Regions from separate parts of the Homo sapiens genome. Here region 1 is linked to region 2. Evidence: read pairs that join two places in POLR2A ChIA-PET (ENCODE). Cell type or tissue: Panc1. All regions are shown on one strand. Each heading gives the region's core, and the rest is flanking DNA. Links, peaks and the distances in the headings are about the cores only.

Region 1 (9,147 bases), core at 772-8,771, 150 kb after region 2:
TCTCATCACCTCTTTTGGCTGTTGGGGACACTGGGTGAATGATTCTCTTCTAAGAGCAGACAAATAGGCAATGAACATCTGAGAGTCTGGGCCCCTGCTTTGTGTAGTTGTCTAGTTAATTTTCACATGTACTATTATGTGCTTTAGGTGTTTTGGGTGTACATGGGCGGTATTCTTATGCAGTTTTCTCATAGTTGTGACAGTGATGTCATGACCCCAAGTCAAGAGAGAGATTGCGTAATAGTGGTGGACACTATAAATGTCATCATACTGAATTTGGAACTGCCCCTGCTGAGGGGACTTTTTATTACAGTAGCCTCCACAGCCAGGCACAAGAGCAAGGACATGGTGTTCTTATATGCAGTGTTTGCAGTTAAAAATCAGCTCTGTAAAGGGTGTGCACGGTATATGTTTTGAAAATCATCCAGTATTTGTCATAGTCATATTTTGAATGTTTCTTTTTTTCTTTCTTTTTTTTTTGAGACAGAGTCTCACTCTGTCACCCGGGCTGGAGTGCAGTAGCATGATCTCAGCTCACTGTAACCTCTGCTTCCCAGGTTCAAGCGATTCTCCTACCTTAGCCTCCCCAGTAGCTGGGACTACGTGCCACCACGCCCAGCTAATTTTTGTATTTTTTGGTAGAGACGGGGTTTCACCATGTTGGCCAGGCTGGTCTTGAACTCCTGACCTCAGGTAATCTGCCAGCCTCAAAAGTGCTGGGATTACAAGCATGAGCCACGGCGCTCGGCCTGAATTTTTTTTAATACTTAATTTAGATCAATAACTTCGACTGTTACTGAAATTTGCACTCACTTTCAGCTTACAGTTTGGGTAGGACTGCTAGACCCAGTTCTTTTGTCATCTCATTCTTAGAGAGCTCTTGAAAACCAAAGTATTTAAAACCCTGCAAGTTTCTGTGCAGATGAGTGCAAATTTCCACCCAGCATTGGTTCCTGAGTAATTAGAGGAAGGAAGCCATGCAAAAGCTGCTATTGCCCAGGCTCCAGAAAAACATCATGTAAGGTTTGATTCCATACTAATTGTTCAAAGTGTAAAAGAAAGCTGACTGTGGCAGTTTTTACCTCCTTTTCTTTTTTTTCCTTTTAAAAATAATCCAGAGACATTAAGCCCAACAGTTTCTCTTTGCTTTTTTCCCTCTCTAGCACATTTTCTTGATGAGTCTAAGGTGTGACCTCTACTGAAATGGCTCCCACCCACCTCCTCCTATGGAAGTGGATCCCCAGCCCCATCTCCTTGGACCTCGTGGCTGTGTTTAGAAAATTAGCATCAGCCTAAGCCAGGGGCATCAGCATGGAGCCCCCTGGTCATTGGCTGATTGCCACCCTCTCTCCTGGTGAAGCCCGAACTAGGGAGTGGTGGAGGTCAGCCTAAGTTAAAGGCAAACCTGATGATTGTTTATGACTTAGCTATGGTTTGAAGGTGTATGTGAAGGGACAAATTCTCCAGAACCAATTTCCTTCCAAAGCCTCTCCCTTTGATGATAGGACCAGCCCTCTTAGAGCATGTTGGAGCATTACTTAAGCAGCTAAATTCTAAACACCCGAGCAATCTGACTTGAACATGACAAATGACTAAAGGGCAAAAGGATTCACTTTATTGCCCCCCCATCCTTCAACTCACCTCTTATTTCTGATTTAGATTCTAATTTTAGGAATCACTGTATCCTGTGTTCATGTCTCATATCACCAAAATGTTTTCACATTACCACTCTCTTTTGTCCGCGTTACTACTGCATTTGAAATTTGTTGAGTACCTTTCATAGACGTTATGCCATTCAGTCTTACCAACCTTAAGGTTGGATTCATTTTTCCTTTCATTTTAGGGATGAGGAAACTGGGAGTAGCAGAGAGGGAAACTGAACTCAAACTGGAGTGTGACACCAGGTTGGCTGCCTTCCTATCTCTGGGGAAGTGAACAGGGACTTTTCTTGGGTACAAGTGAGAGAACTGAGGCAGAGGCCAGCCCCTGATGATGACAGCCCCTGGGTGACCTTTGATTCCCATCTGACCCTCTTTCTGTTTCTGTCACTCCACTGGAAGCTACTGTCCCCCATAGTCTTTTTCTGTGTCACATGACTATAACAACCTCCCATGTGTTGAAAGCTAAGGGCAGGAAACACGTCTGTTATGAGGGAAAGTGCTTCTCCTGGGACTTTGAAGATTTTTTTCCTACAAGGAAGCCTGTCTGCAGCCTTCACAAGCACTCGCCTAGGCTGGAAAGTTCTGTTAACTGATTTACAACAAGCTGTGAATATTAGTCAGTAATCCTGACCGCGGGTAGCTGGTTATGATGACATGCGCGGAATCAGGACGTGTCTTCTTACTGTTCTGGTATAGAAAAAAAGTTGATGAAAGGTGAACATCGAAAGCATGCTCGAGGAGCAGGGATTACTGTTTTCCCCCTCAGCATTAAAGTCAATTTGAAAATCTGTTCTAAGATGATTTACCCAAAGATACATTATAAATTAATCTTTTAATGTCTGGAGGAAAACTTTGCTTCAGTGGGATGTTATGTCTCCTGTTCTCTTAGAAACAGATCAATATTTACCTAGTGATTCATTTTTTGTTCTCATGAAGTGTTTACTTTTAGTGAAACAAGCAGACGCCCAGTTCGGAATTATGACAAAAATCTAGATAGTCATACAAATCTTTTTTTTTCAATAAAAACTTTGATGCATATTCATTTTTTTAAATGGAAAAGGTAGAGCACACAAAAATTATCTATAAATGTTATAGCTCTTTCTTTTTTCTTTTTTGAGACAGAGTCTCACTCTGTTGCCTAGGCTGGAGTACAGTGGCGCAATCTCAAATCTCGGTTCACTGCAACTTCTGCCTCACGGGTTCAAGTGATTCTCCTACCTCAGCCTCCTGAGTAGCTGGGATTACAGGCGCATGCCACCACACCCAGCTAATTTTTGTATTTTTAATAGAGATGGGGTTTCACCCTGTTGGTCAGGCTGGTCTTGAACTGTTGACCTCGTGATCCGCCCGCCTCGGCCTTCCAAAGTGCTGCGATTACAGGCGTGAGCCACCACACTGGCCCTATAGCTCTTTTGGAATTTGTCTAACAGGTTTTTCAGTTTTTAGCAGAAAACCTCCCACGTGAAAAAAAAAATTATAATTCTACCCAGAGATAATGCACTATTAATATGTGGGCAATCATCCCTGTGGTTTTCCTTCTCCTTATACTTGCCCCCACAAAATCACGGTGATAGATATTGTTTAGTAACCTGCTTTCACCAAACCATGATGAACGTTGCCATGAACATTCACCCATGCTGCTACCTGTCTACTCACGTTTGACTTTTTTATAGCTTCAGAATTCTGTCATTCATTCAAATTTCCTGATGGCTGCTGGCAACAGTTGGGCAGAGAAAGAGCTTTGAATTGAAATTTGAACTAGGATGCAAACCTAGGTCTTCTACCTCTAAACTGGCCACAGAACCCTGGATAAAATGATAGCCCCTCTGGTCCTTGGTTTCCTTCTATGTAAAATGAAATAGGTGTGTCTCCCATGGTGCCCTTCAGCACGGACATCTTCTGATTCTGGTACCCTTGCTTTGTTAGCAAACATCAGAGTGGTCTTTTTAGGGGAAGGACCCTGGGAGAGGGTCCCTGACTGCAGGGTAAAGAGACTGGTTTTCTTGTGTGCTTGTCTTCTTCTAACTATTCCCAGCCCCCGTACTCCTGGACAGGCTGGCACTGTCTCCCTTTGGCTTTTTTTTTTTTAAGTACTTTTTAAAGCTATCATTTACATACAGTAAAATATACAAATCTTAAGTATATAGCTCAGGGGCTTTGTGTATGTATTCAGCTGTGTAACTACCAGTCCCTTGGGTGTTTACAAAAGTGTACTATGACCTCCCTGCCTCTGACCTACCCATCTGTCATAATACTACTCGAGTTGGCTTCCTCAAGCAGGCCAGCAGCCGAGGCATGAACCTACCTGTCCAGCCTCATTACTCACAGCATTCTCTCATTGCCTGTGAAGTACCTGACCTTTGGGCTGTTGTTTCCCCACTATCCCAGATCCCCTCTTTTTTCTCAGCACCAAAATGCCTCTTATCCTATAAGAAAACTTAAATAGCATCAATTCTGCTTTTAAGAGACAGAGTCTCACTCTGTTGCCCAGGCTGGAGTGCAGTAGTGCAATCGTAACTCACCGTAACCTCAAACTCCTGAGCTCAAGCTATCCTCCTGCCTGTCTCCCAAGTAGCTGGGACTACAGGTGGGCACCACAACACCCAGCTAATTTTTAAAATTTTTTTTATAGAGACAGAGCCCCATTATGTTGCCCAGTCTGGTCTCAAACTCCTGGCCTTAAGCCATCCTTCCACCTTGGCCTCCCAAAGCGCTGGGATTTCAGGTGGGAGCCCCTGTGCCCTGCCTTAAATAGCATCAGTTCTGAGATACTATTCTCTAACTTGCCGCCCTACTCCTCTTTAGCCAGAATGAGCCCTTCTTCCATCTTCCTACCATGTTTCCCCAACATATAACTTCTGTGTCCGTTTAAAATGTTCCATCTTGTTTTATGAGAATTTGTGTCTCTTTTCTTTATCACTGGAATATACACCCCAAATCAAGAGCCGCATACCTGGGGAGACAGAACAGGATTCCTGGTGGTTCCAAATCTCAAGTACAATGCCATTCTGTATCTTGTTTTCCATAAACAGGTGTAAGTGAACGATGTTCTCATTTTGGCAGACGCCATGTGTGCCTGCCCAGGAGAAACAAACTGCACTGTATCCGGCTTGTTCAATGGTGCTCTAGGGAATCAGGTGTACCTTCAGCTCTGACAGAGCTTTGTTGATCTGGGAAGGCTCTACCCTGTTTCTGGAAGAAGATGGATTGCTTATGGTCTTAAATTAAGGCAGGACAACCCCAGGCATATGCATAATGGCAGTTCACAGCCTCCACCCTTCCCTCTGGGCCTGGCTGAAGTTTTCATCACCAGGTCCCGGTTGGGAAGTAGAGACAGGCAGCAGGTGCCCTGTCTCTGGAAGCCTGCTATTAAAATGTACATACTGCCCTGTGGGAAGCCAGGCTGCTGCTTTTTCACTCGTTAGCAAGCTTGCCAGTATGGGCTGTCTTATAGCTAAAGATGAAGGCATTTAGGAGGAGTGTGATGGAGGACTTGGCTAATAGGCCGAAAAACAGAGAGTTGAGTTGTCTTCACTGGATCCAAGAGACATCTAGAAGCCCCTGCAGAGTCCAGAGAAGGGAGGCAGTATGATGAAAACCACAGCCACATGTATGTGGGTACTTTCTTCCCCAGAGATGCAAAGGTAATCGCTTTCTTCTGCAACCAGCTGCCACCTGTATTAAAAAGAACTGGACATTATTGTTCTCTGTGGATTTGAGAGACACCTGAAACTTAGGGGTGAGGGGCATACCCACTAACACCAAGCCAAAAATTACAGTTGGCTCTCCTATGCCATGGTGCCCTCTCTGGACGTGTCCGCCTGGAAGCTGCTTCAGGTAGTCATAAGAGAATGGGAGGAGCCCTGTGGCCCTTCCATAGACCATAATGGATTCATCTCCGGTGGTTTTCCCTTTTTCTCTTCACTCACCGGAGTACAAGCTCCAAACGGAAATCCAATTGGAATGCTGTTCTCATCATAATGTGTCCAAACCTTTAGTTTCCTGCCAATTAGTCATCCATCAGCCTTGGTTAGTGAGCATTTGAGGATCTACTTCTCTGAGACTCATCGTGGGGAGGCATTTGTAAAAGATCAGTTTTTCAAGCTTTTTAATTACGGAAGTTTTCTAGAGGCACTTTTTAAAAATCAGTTTCCTCACAAATGTGCTTCCTAGTTATTTCTCTTTTTTTTTCTCCTTTCTTTCTTTCTTTCTTTTTTTTTTTTTTTTTTTTTTGAGACAATGTCTCACTCTATTACCCAGGTTGGAGTACAATGGCACAATCATGGCTCATTGTAGCCTCAACCTGCTGGGCTCAAGAGATCCTCCCATCTCAGCCTCACAAGTGTCTGGAACCAAAGGTCCACACCACCATGGCTGGCTAATTTTTAAAAATATATTTGTAAAGACAGGGTCTCACCTGTGTCACCATGTTGTACAAGCTGGTCTTAAACCCCTGGGCTAGCGATCCTCCAGCCTCAGCCTCCCAAAGTGCTGGGGTTATAGGTGTGAGCCACCACACCCAGCCCCTAATTATTTCTAATAAAGCAGAGCAAATCTACTTTTGATTTTTCTCTCAAACAGTACCAACTCCCTCTCTATTGCTGTTGTACATACTTCTTAACAGTAAATATCCATTTTTCTTTTATCTGCCCCAAATAAGAGCTCAGTTCTGTGTGTACGAACACTATATTTGTCATAGATATGCAAAATATGCTATTTTTGTCCTAGTGTACCAAGGAAGTATTAAATAATTAGAAATACACTACAGAAAAGCACTCATTCAAATCTCTCTGATAGTGCAATATATGGAGTTATTTTCTGGATCTAAAGAGCACGGGACTCCATATATGAAACGGCCACTTCTTCCATTTTCTTTTCTGCCTACTTGTTATAAAGCTGTTTCTTTGCAGAGGCAGTACCAATGCAGAGGCTGGGGTTAGGAGCTTTGAGATGGACAGTTGTTGTTTTCTCAATCTTAAAGCATCAGGCAAATGCAACTTCACACACTCTCTTCCAGTCAGATTGCCACCCTAGGCCCCTCCTAGGTAAAAAAAATTCTGGAACCAGCACAGCTTATTTATTTATAGCAAGTTAAAGCTGAAAAGAATTTCATTATCTTTGACTTAAATTTCTCTTAATTCCCTCTTGCTCACAGACATTCCACATCAGATTTAGATCCTTTCCTTCTTGGCTGAACACTAAAGCTTTGTCCTTTTCACAGGATAAATTCCTAATTGCCAAGAGCCTTAATTCCATCGACCTGATTTTATCTGTTTTAAGAGTTGTGCAGACTGGGCATGGGGGCTCATGCCTGTAATGCCAGCACTTTGGGAGGCTGAGGTGGGTGGATCACGAGGTCAAGAGATCAAGACCATCCTGGCTAACATGGTGAAACCCCGTTTCTACTAAAAATACAAAAATTAGGGCTGGGCGCGGTGGCTAACACCTGTAATCCCAGCACTTTGGGAGGCCAAGGCAGGCGGATCACCTGAGGTCAGGAGTTCGAGACCAGCCTGGCCAACATGGTGAAACCCCGTCTCTACTAAAAATACAAAAATTGGCCGGGCATGGTGGCAGGTGCCTGTAATCCCAGCTAATCGGGAGGCTGAGGCAGGAGAATTGCTTGAACCCAGGAGGTGGAGGTTGCAGTGAGCTGAGATCGTGCCATTGCACTCCAGCCTTGGGGACAAGAGTGAGACTTTGTCTCAAAAAAAAAAAAACCAGTTAGTTGGGCATGGTGGCACATGCCTGTAGTCCCAGCTACTGAGGAGGCTGAGGCAGAAGAATCACTTGAACCTGTGAGGCAGAGGTTGCAGTGAGCCGACATTGCGCCACTGCACTCCAGCCTGGCGACAGAGGGAGACTCCATGTCAAAAAAAAAAAAAGAGTTGTGCAAATATTTCTTTGGATATTTCTGGTAAACTATTAACAAGTGATTGGCAGAACTGTAGTGTTCTGATGTGCTTATTTTGTAGCCACCAGACCTTCAGAGCATATTCACCTGCAAACTTATATTGTTAGAAAATTCCTGAAAAATGGAAGACTCAAAATCATCTTGATTGAGGCTAAATATTAAGGGCTAGCCTCAATAAGTCAAACTTTTAGGCAATTTCATCTTAAAATTGCTCATGTTTCTGGTGAAATAGCCCAAACCAAAACTGTCAAAGTAAGAAAGTTAAACTGCTGACTCTGGGACACTCTTTTATTACTTGGCTGACCAAACATTCCAGTTTGCTCAGGACTGGGGCATGGGACTGTCAGTACTAATACCGGGGAATTCCAGGGCAAACAGGGATAAGTTGTTCACCCTCTCAACTACTCACTATCTTGGATGTTGCCTGCCTGCCCTGTCTCTGCTGTAGCAGGTCATTTATGCAAGGGGCCAGCCACATCAGGAAGAAAAGTGCCGCCATCTTTGAGGTCTCCTATATTGAATCAAGATCACCAAGTCTGAGTCTGCTGCAGAATTCATCCACCTTCTCTAACCTAGATACAGATTGTAGCTTCTTCTTAGAGACTTTATGCCTTCTTATAGGAATTGCCGAAGCCTGAAAGATCTAAAAAAAGGTTCGGAATCCAAAATAGTCAAGACTCCCGTGATTTAGTTCAGATGGAAAAAGGCTCATCCTTTATGTGCCGAGCATTCTTTAAAACAACCAATTCTGGTTTCCAAAAATGTATGACCCTTATACCGCCCTATTCATCATACCTGAGTTTACTCTTCAGGGCCCTACTATGTCTCCAAAAAAGGAGTATATGTCTTCCAAAAGGAAGTATATGCTACAACTGATTCCATCACGTGGTATCAAATTCAGTACATGTGGACGGTAAGTGGGCCTTGGCTCCACGTGTAAGGTCCTGTTTTGAGTCACCCCTCTGTGTCACCCCTTCCCAGACTCGATTTCAGAATCCACCTTGGTTCACCATTCATCCTTAACTTTTAGCTTACACCTCATTTGCTTTACAGGACTTACATGGAATCAGATCTACTTTTATACTCCTTCTCAATGTGTGGTTGACTGAAAATTGCTCCACTATCCGGGAGCAGGAAATGGACCTTGTTTTCTAGAAAGTCTCGAATTTCTAAGGATAGCCAACTTTTATCAGCCTCTCATGTTTTACTGACCCTGTGAATTCAGAGGTTGCCAATTTTGATCTCCACTGTTCTTTTTCTCTGCCTGCTTCTCAGCATGCCCTCCTTCACTATGATAGTACACTTTGTACTACAAAATAGTATATACTTTATGGTAAAATAAAATTAAGACAGTAAACTGACTTGGAAAATATATTCTGGAGGGTAAGTAAGAATTTTTCCTAAACTCTCAGTGCCAGTGTCATGCAGTGATGTGGAGAGTGAAGAGCTGACGGCTGTTTACGCTTTTCTTTGTCTGAAGCAACAGTGAGTGAAGTGACTGGCTTTAGAAGCCCAGTCTTCTTCAGCAGCATCAAGAATACTTCCCTGCAAATGGAGTCTGTTTGGGATCCT
Region 2 (9,147 bases), core at 313-8,312:
ACATTATCTAAATTTGGTATCAGGGTTATGCTGGCCTTGTTAAATGAGTTATGAAAAATTCCCTCCACTTGAATTTTTTGGAGTCATTTGAGAATAATTGTTATTAATTCTTCTTTAAAGGTTCAGTAGAATTCAGAAGTGAAATCATCCAGTCCTGGATTTTTCTTTGTTGGGAGACTTTTTATTACTGACTCAATCTTATTACTTGTTATTGGTCTGTTCAGGTTTTCTATTTCTCCTTGGTTTAATCTTGGTAGGTTGTATGTGTCCAGGAAATTATCCCTTTCCTCTATGTTTTTTAATTTATTGGCATATATTTGTTCATATTAGTCCCTAATGATCCTTATTTCTGTGGTATCCATTATGACATCTCCTTTTTCATTTCTGTTTTTATTCATGTATCCTCTCATTTTTTCTTCATCTAGCGAATAGTTTGTCCATTTTTTATCTTTCCAGAAAACCAACTTTTTGTTTTGTTGGTCTTTTGTATTATATCTTTTTTTTTTTTTTTTTTTTGAGGTGGAGTCTCGCTCTTTTGCCCAGGCTGGAGTGCAGTGGTACAATCTCAGCTCAATGCAACCTCCGCCCCCTAGGTTCAAGCAATTCTTCTGCCTCAGTCACCCAAGTAGCTGGAATTACAGGCACCTGCCACCATGCCCAGCTAATTTTTGTATTTTTAGTAGAGATGAGCTTTTACCATGTTTGGCCAGGCTGGTCTCAAACACCTGACCTCAGGTGATCCACCTGCCTCGGCCTCCCAAAGTGCCGGGATTACAGGAGTGAGACACCGTGCCCAGCTGTATTATTTCTTTAGTCTCAATTTTCTTTATTTCTGCTCTGATCTTTATTATTTCTTTCCTTCTAGTTTTGAGTCTGGCTTGTTCGTGCTTTTCTAGTTCCTTGAGTTGCATTATTAGGTGGTTTCTTTGAAATCTTTCTAGCTTTTTGATGTAGACCTTTATTGCTATCAACTTGCCTCTTAATAGTTTTTCTGCTGAGTCCCATAGGTTTTGTTTTGTTTTTTGTTTGTTTGTTTGTTTTTTGTTTTTTGTTTTTGTTTTAGACGGAGTCTCTCTCTGTCGCCCTGGCTGGAGTGCACTGGTGTGATCTGGGCTCACTGCAACCTCCACCTCCCGGGTTCAACTGATTCTCCCGCCTCAGCCTCCTGAGTAGCTGGGATTATAGGCGGGTGCCATCACGCCCAGCTACTTTTTGTATTTTTAGTAGAGACAGGGTTTCACTGTATTGGCCAGACTGGTCTCAAACTCCTGACCTCAAGTGATCCACCCACCTTTCCCTCCCAAACTGCTGGGATTACAGGCATGCACCACCATGCCCAGCTTGGTATGTTGTGTTTTTATTTGTTGCAATAAATTTTAAAATTTTGTTCATTTCAAGTTCCTTTTTTTGTTTTTTATTTGAGATGGAGTCTCACTCTGTCTCCCAGGCTGGAGTTCAGTGGCGCGATCTTGGCTCACTGCAAGCTCTGCCTCCCAAGTTCACGCCATTCTCCTGCTTCAGCCTCCCAAGTAGCTGGGACTACAGGTACCTGCCACCACACCCAGCTAATTTTTTTGTATTTTTCGTAGAGATGGGGTTTCACCGTGTTAGCCAGGATGGTTTCAATCTCCTGACCTCGTGACCCACCTGCCTCGGCCTCCCAAAGTGCTGGGATTACAGATGTGAGCCACTGCGCCCAGCCTTAAGTTCCTTCTTTTTAAACTTTTATTTTAGTTCAAGGGGAACATGTGCAGGTTTGTTACACAGGTAAATTGTGTGTCACTGGGGTTTGGTGTCCAAATGAGTTCATCACTCAGGTAATTTTCGACCCTCACCCTCCTCCTACCCTCCCATTTCAAGTAGGCCTTGGTGTCTATTGTTCTCATCTTTGTGTCCATGTATACTCCATGTTCCGTTCCCACTTATAAGTAAGAAGATGTGGTATTTGATTTTCTGTTCCTGTGTTAATTCATTTAGGGTAATGGTCTCCAGCTGTATCCATGTTGCTGCAAAGGACATAATATTGTTTTTGTTTTTAATGGCTGCATAGTATTCCATAGTATAGATGTACCACATTTTCTTTATTCAGTCCACCATTGATGGACATCTAGGTTGATTCTATGTCTTTGCCATTATGAATGATGCTGCAGTGAACTTATGGGTGCATGTGTCTTTTTGGTAAAATGATTTATATTCCTTTGAGTATATACTCAGAAATGGGATTGCTGGGTCGAAATGGTAGTTTTTTATTTTTTTTTTTTGTTTCTGGTTTTGAGACAGGGTCTCTTTCTGTCACCCAAGCTGGAGTGCAGTGTTGTGATCTCAGCTCACTGCAGCCTCCGCCTCCCAGGTTCAAGCAATTCTCCCACCTTAGTGTCCTGAGTACCTGGTACTACAGGCATGCAACACCATGCCTGGCTAATTTTTGTATTTTCTGTAGAGACGTTGTTTCACCATGTTGCTCAGGCAGGTCTTGAACTCCTGACCTCAAATGATCCACCTGCTCTGGCCTCCCAAAGCGTTGGGATTACAGGTGTGAGCCACTGCACCTTGCCCGAAATGGTAGTTTTGTGAGTGTGTGTGTGTGTGTGTGTGTGTGTGTGTGTGTGTGTGTGTGTGTGTATTTGTTTGTTTTTTGAGATGGAGCTTTGCTCTTCCTGCCTAGGCTGGAGTGCAATAGCACCATCTCGGCTCACTGCAACCACCGCCTCCTGGGTTCAAGCAACTCTCCTGCCTCAGCTTCCCAAGTAGCTGGGATTACAGGCATGTGCCACCACACCCAAGTAATTTTATATTTTTAGTAGAGATGGGGTTTCTCCATGTTGGTCAGGTTGATCTTGAACTCCCAAACTCAGGTGATCCACCTGCCTCGGCCTCCCAAAGTGCTGGGATTACAGGCCTGAGCCACTGTGCCCAGCCCCGAAATGATAGTTATTTAAGTTCTTTGAGAAATTTCCAGACTGTTTCCCACAGTGGCTGGACTAAATTCTATTTCCACCAGCAGCGTATAAGCATTCCCTTTTCTCTGCAACCTCACCAATTAAATTTCATTCTTAACGTCTTCCTTTACCCACTGATCATTCAGGAGCATGTCATTTAATTTCCATATATTTGTATAATTTTGAGTGATTTTCTTTTTATTGATTTCAAGTTTTATTCCCTGTATTCAGATAAGACACTGGTACAATTTCAATTTTTAAAACATTTTTGAGACTTGTTTTGTGTCCTAACATGTGGTCAATCCTGGAGACTGTTATATGTGCTGACAAAAAACGCGTGGCTGGATGTAGTGGCTCATGCCTGTAATTCCAGCACTTTGGGAGGCCAGTGTGGGTGGATCACTTGAGATCAGGAGTTCAAGACCAGCCTGGCCTATATGGTGAAACCTGTCTCTACTAAAAATACAAAAATTGGCCAAGTGTGGTGGTGGGTGCCTGTAGTCCCAGCTACTGGGGAGGCTGACAAGGGAATCACTTGAAACTGGGGAGGCAGAGATTGCAGTGAGCCAAGATTGCACCACTGTACTCCAGCCTGGGTGTCAGAGTGAGACTCCATCTCAAAACAAAACAAAACAAAAATATGTATTCTTCGGTTGTTGGGGGAAATGATCCATAAATGTCTGTTAGATCCATTTGGTCTCTGGTGCAGTTTATTTTTCTATTTATTATTTATTTATTCATTTATTTATTTGAGACAGGATTTTGCTGTCACCCAGGCGGGAATGCAGTGGAGTGATCTCAGTTCACTGCAACCTCTGCCTCCCGAGCTCAAGCAATTCTCCAGCCTCAGCCTCCCAAGTAGCTGGGACTACAGGTGTGAACCACCAATGCCAAGTTAATTTTTGTGTATTTTCTAAAGACAGTTGCTCAGGCTGGTCTTGAACTCCTGAACTCAAAGAGTTCCACCTGCCTCGGCCTCCCAAAGTGCTGGGATTACAGGTGTAAGCCACCATGCCTGGTCCCTATGATGTAGTTTAAGTCCAATGTTTCTTTGTTGATTTTCCATCTAGATGATCTGTCCGATGCTGACAGTGGCGTATTGAAGTCCTCAACTGTCATTGTACTGATGTCTATCTCTCCCTGTAAGTCTAATAATATTTGCTTTACATATCTGGGTGTTCTGGTGTTCGGTGCATATATATTTACAACTATTATAGTCTGTTGCTGAATTGATCCCTTTATTATTATATAATGTTCTTCTTTGTATCTTTTTACAGCTTTTGACTTGAAATCTGTTTTGTCTGATATAAGTATAGCTACTCCTGTTTGCTTGTGGTTTCCATTTGCATGGAATATCTTTTTTTATTCCTTTACTTTCAACCTATGTGTGTCTTTACAGGTGAGGTGAGTTTGTTGTAGGTAGCATATAGTTGGGTCTTGTCTTTTTTATCCTTTCAGACAGTCTATATCTTTTAAATTGAGAATTGATTTTGTTTACATTCAGGGTTAGGTTATTATTGATAGATAAGGACTTACTCTTCTCATTTTATTTATTGTTTTCTGGTTGTTTTATATATCCTTTGTTCCTTACTTCCTCTCATATTGTTTATTTTTATGGTTGGGTGGTTTTCTGTAACAGTAAGATTTTAGTCCATTCTCTTTCTCTTTTCTATATCAGCCTTACCAATGAGTTTTGTAGTTTCATACGCATCATGGTGGTTGTTACCTTTTCACTTCCAGATGCAAGACTCTCTTGAGTATCTCTTTTGAGGTCAGTCTAGTGGTGATGAATCCCCTTAGTTTTTGCTTGTCTGTGAAAGATTTTATTTCTCCTTCATTTCTGAAGGATAGCTAATCTGAGTATAATATTCTTGGCTGGCAGGTTTTTGTTCTTTCAGTACTTTGAATATATCATCCCATTCTCTCCCAGCCTGTAAGGTTTCTACTAAGAAATCCACTGTTAGTCTAATGGCGGTTGCCTTATATGTGACTTGATGCTTTTCTCTTGCTGCTTGTAGAATTCTGTCTTTGTCTTTGACTTTTGGTAATTTTACTATACTGTGCCACAGAGAGGACCTGTTTGGATTGAATCTATTTAGGGTTCTTTGAGCTTCCTGTACCTGGATGTTCATCTCTCTCTCAAGACTTGAGAAATTTTTAGCTAGTATTTCAAAATAAAGCTAAAATAGCCGCCGAGCCGCACCCACCCAGAACTCGCGCTGGCCCGCGAGTGCCACGTGCAGCCCCAGTTCCTGCCCACACCTCTCCCTCACACCTCCCCACAAGCAGAGAGAGCCGGCTCCGGCCTCGGCCAGCCCAGAGAGGGGCTCCCAGAGTGCAGCAGCGGGCTGAAGGGCTCCTCAAGCGTGGCCAGAGCGGACGCCGAGGCCAAGGAGGTGCTGAGAGGGAGCGAGGGCTGCTAGCACATTGTCACATCTCAGCACCACTGCACTCCATCCTGGGCGACAGAGCGAGACTCCATCTCAAAAAAAAAAAAAGAAGAAGAAGGGCCCTGTATTAGTCCACTTTCACACTACTGATAAAGATATATCCAAGACTGGGCAATTTACAAAAGAAAGAGGTTTACTGGACTTACAGTTCCACATGGCTGAGAAGGCCTCACAATCATGGTGGAAGGCAAGGAGAAGCAAGTCACATCTTAGATGGATGGCAGCAGGCAAAAAAGGAGCTTGTCAGGGCAACTCCCATTTTAAAAACCATCAGATCTCATGAGATCCATTCACTATCACGAGAACAGCACTGGAAAGACCCATCCCCATAATTCAGTCATCTCCCACCGGGTCCCTCCCACAACATGTGGGACTCATGGAAGCTATAAGATGAAATTTGGATGGCCGGGTACAGTGGCTCATGCCTGTAATCCTAGCAATTTGGGAGGCCGAGGTGGGTGGATTGCCTGAGCTCAGGAGTCTGAGACCAGCCTGGGCAACACGGTGAAACCCCATCTCTACTAAAATACAAAAAAAAAAAAAAGAAATTAACCAGGCGTGGCAGTCTGGGCCTGTAGTCCCAGCTACTTGGGAGGCTGAGGCAGGAAAATTGCTAGAACCCCGGAGGCGAAGGTTGTGATGAGCCGAGATCATGCCACTGCACTCCAGCCTGGGCAACAGAGCAAGACTTCATCTCAAAAAAAAAAAAAAAAAAAAAAAAAAAAAAATGAAATTTGGGTGGGAACAAAGAGCCAAACCATATCAGGCCCTATGAGCTGGTGAAACTTAAACTGGTCCTTGAAGCAGAGAAAAAAGAAGAGGGTCTTCCAAGGGGGAGGATCAGTAATAGCCAAGGCAGGAGGCAGGTATGAGTTCCGTATGTTTAGAGTCCTAGTTCAGCTAGAGCAGAAAGACTTGCCTGAGGTCATGATGGGAGAAGAGGCTGAAAGGCTGAAAGCTCAAGGGGCCTTAAGGTCCTGGCAATGGGAAGCCATGAGTCATGCCTTGGTAGGATGGCTTGGGAAGGACCAGAGAGGGAAGCAGGATGCCAGCTTGGAAACTAACCAAGCAATGAGAATGTGGTAACCTGGGCTCATCAAAATACTCAAACACAATGTACTCTAAATACAAAACAATTTTTTTTTTTTTTTGAGACGGAGTCTTGCTCTGTCACCCAGGCTGGAGTGCAGTGGCGCAATCCCTGCTCACTGCAAACTCAGCCTCCCAGGTTCGCAGCATTCTCCTGCCTCAGCCTCCCAAGTAGCTGGGACCACAGGCGCCCACCACCACGCCCGGCTAATTTTTTGTGTTTTAGTAGAGACGGAGTTTCACCGTGTTAGCCAGGATGGTCTCGATCTCCTGACCTCGTGTTCTGCCCACCTCGGCCTCCCAAAGTGCTGGGATTACAGGTGTGAGCCACCGCGCCCGGCCTCTAAATACAAAAATTTAACTGAGCATGGTAGTGTGCACCTGTAGTCCTAGCTACTCAGGAGGCTGAGGCACAAGAATCCCTTGAACCCGAGCGGCAGAAGTTGCATTGAGCTGAGATTGAGCCACTGCACTCCAGCCTGGGTGACAGAGCAACACCCCATCTCAATAAATTAAAAAAAAAAAAAAAAAGTGAGAAAGCACTCCACAGGGTGGGAGTGGGCTGGAGCAAGTGGCTGAAGGGCCCAGTTACAAAGTTTTCTGGGTGTTAAATACTCCATTTGAGGTCCCTGTCAGCTACTCCTGATCTGGATGAAGGATTTGGCCTGTGGCTAATTAAAGGCTGAGGTGAACTGGCGCCCCTTGCAGATGAAGGGATGGCCCGTGCTTGGCCTGCTGCCAATTCAAGGCACTCTCTCTTTCCATCTGAGACGTGGTGGAAGGGGGAGGGGTGTAGGGAGAGTAGCCTTTGACCCTTTGCTACTCAGGTGGTGGTTGGGGGCGGGGGTGGGGTTCCTTTTGGTTCAGCTGTAGGAAGTTGGTGTTAACTGCATTTAGGGTCCCTGCCCCAGACCCAGGTGTTTTTCCCTTTTGATGCAGCTTTAGGAAATTATCGTGAATTGGTCTCAGATTCCCTGCCCCCAGACCTTGTGTTTTCCCTCGATTCAGCTTTAGGAAGTCAGCACCAACTGGCCTTAAGTTGCCTGCTTCCAGACCCTATTCTCCTGCCTCAGTGGGGGAGGTTTCTCATGACTGATATAGTGTCATCCCCTTGGTACTGCCCTCATGATAGTGAGTGAGTTCCCGCGAGATCTGGCCATTTGCGTGGCACTCCCTCATCTCTCTCTTGCTCCAGCTCTGCCCATGTGACCTGCCTACTGCCTCTTCACCTTCCACCAAGATAGTAAGTTTCCTGAGGCCTCCCTGGAAGCAGAGCAGATGCTAGCACATTGTTTCCTGTACAGCCTATAGAACCAAGACCCAATTAAAGCTCTTTTCTGGCCGGGCACAGTGGCTCACTCCTGTAATCCCAGCACTTTGGGAGGCTGAGGCGGGCAGATCACAAGGTCAGCAGTTCGAGACCAGCCTGGCGAACATGGTGAAACCCCCGTCTGTAAAATACTAAAAATACAAAAATTAGCCAGGCATGGTGGCAGGCGCCTGTAACTCCAGCTACTCCGGAGGCTGAGGCAGGAGAATTGCTTGAACCCAGGTTGCAGTGAGCCAAGATCACACCATTGCACTCCAGCCTGGGCGACAGAGCGAGACTCTGTCTCAAAACATAAAATAAAATAAAAATAAATAAATAAAGCTCTTTTCTTTATAAATTACCCAGTCTCAGGTATTTCTTTTGAGCAATGCAAGAATGGCCTAATACATGAACATTCAAAATCCTCCCTTCTAGCTTTATGAAAATATTAAATATATATATATATAGTTGGCTGGGCACAGTGGCTCACACCTGTAATCCCAGCATTTTGGGAGGCCAAGGCAGGTGGATCACGAGGTCAGGAGATCAAGACCATCCTGGCTACCACAGTGAAACCCCATCTCTACTAAAAATACAAAAATTAGCTCGGCATGGTGGCACGTGCCTGTAGTCCCAGCTACTCAGGAGGCTGAGGCAGGAGAATCGCTTGAACCCAGAAGGCAGAGGTTGAAGTGAGCCGAGATCACGCCACTGCACTCCAGCCTGGGTGATAGAGCAAGATTCCGTCTCAAAAAAATAAATTAAATAAATAAATAAATAGATAGATAGATAGATATAGTTAATCATATTCACCCTATAGGGCTGCAGAAAACCAGAACTCATTGCTCCTATCTAGCGGTAATTTTGTATCCATTAACCAACCTCTCACCGTCTGCCCTGTAGGAAAACAGCCTGTTGCTTGGCAAGAAGGATACCATTTTGAAGTGAAACTGCCATAATGAGTAATGTTTGACTTCTGCTTCTGCAGCAAGGTCTTTAAACAATGTACATAGCATAGATTACCCCTCACAAAGAAGCAATGCCTATAACATAGATAACCCCTCATAAGAATGTTTAACCTCCTCCTCAGTGGTTACAAATTTCGCAAGAAAGTCTGAAGCATGACCAGCAGCATGCTTTATCAAGAAAGCTTGCTTTATAAAGGATATTTTTCAGCCAGGCACAGTGGCTCACGGCTGTAATCCCAGCACTTTGAGAGGCTGAGGTAGGAGGATTGCTTGAGCCCAAGAGTTTGAGACCAGCCTTGGCAACATGGTGAGACCTCATCTCTACATTTAAAAAAAATTAGCTGGGCATGGTGGCACACACCTGTGGTCTCAGCTACTCAGGAGGCTGAGGT

What was found. ChIA-PET counts read pairs that join two places held together with the same protein. Peaks named below come from ENCODE experiments on the same cell type or tissue, not always from the same donor. Only the 100,000 strongest peaks of a DNase experiment are listed, where the experiment ranks them.
Region 1: POLR2A ChIA-PET joins it to region 2 with 12 read pairs; 2 of 35 experiments call an interaction of 5 or more read pairs at or near these places.

Annotation. Positions count from the first base shown.
Region 1 is chr15:89,117,722-89,126,868 of GRCh38, forward strand. All of the region lies in intron 3 of ABHD2 (abhydrolase domain containing 2, acylglycerol lipase), which reads left to right. It also overlaps the pseudogene RNU7-195P. Among named protein-coding and RNA genes, the nearest start is that of ABHD2, 34 kb to the left of the region's middle. In Panc1, for the core only: no CTCF peak of the experiment used is centred there; DNase peaks (open chromatin) are centred at 2,192 and 2,440; H3K4me3 peaks cover 259 bases.
Region 2 is chr15:88,965,765-88,974,911 of GRCh38, forward strand. No RefSeq gene overlaps it. Among named protein-coding and RNA genes, the nearest start is that of MFGE8, 57 kb to the left of the region's middle. In Panc1, for the core only: no CTCF peak of the experiment used is centred there; no DNase peak of the experiment used is centred there; H3K27ac peaks cover 1,742 bases.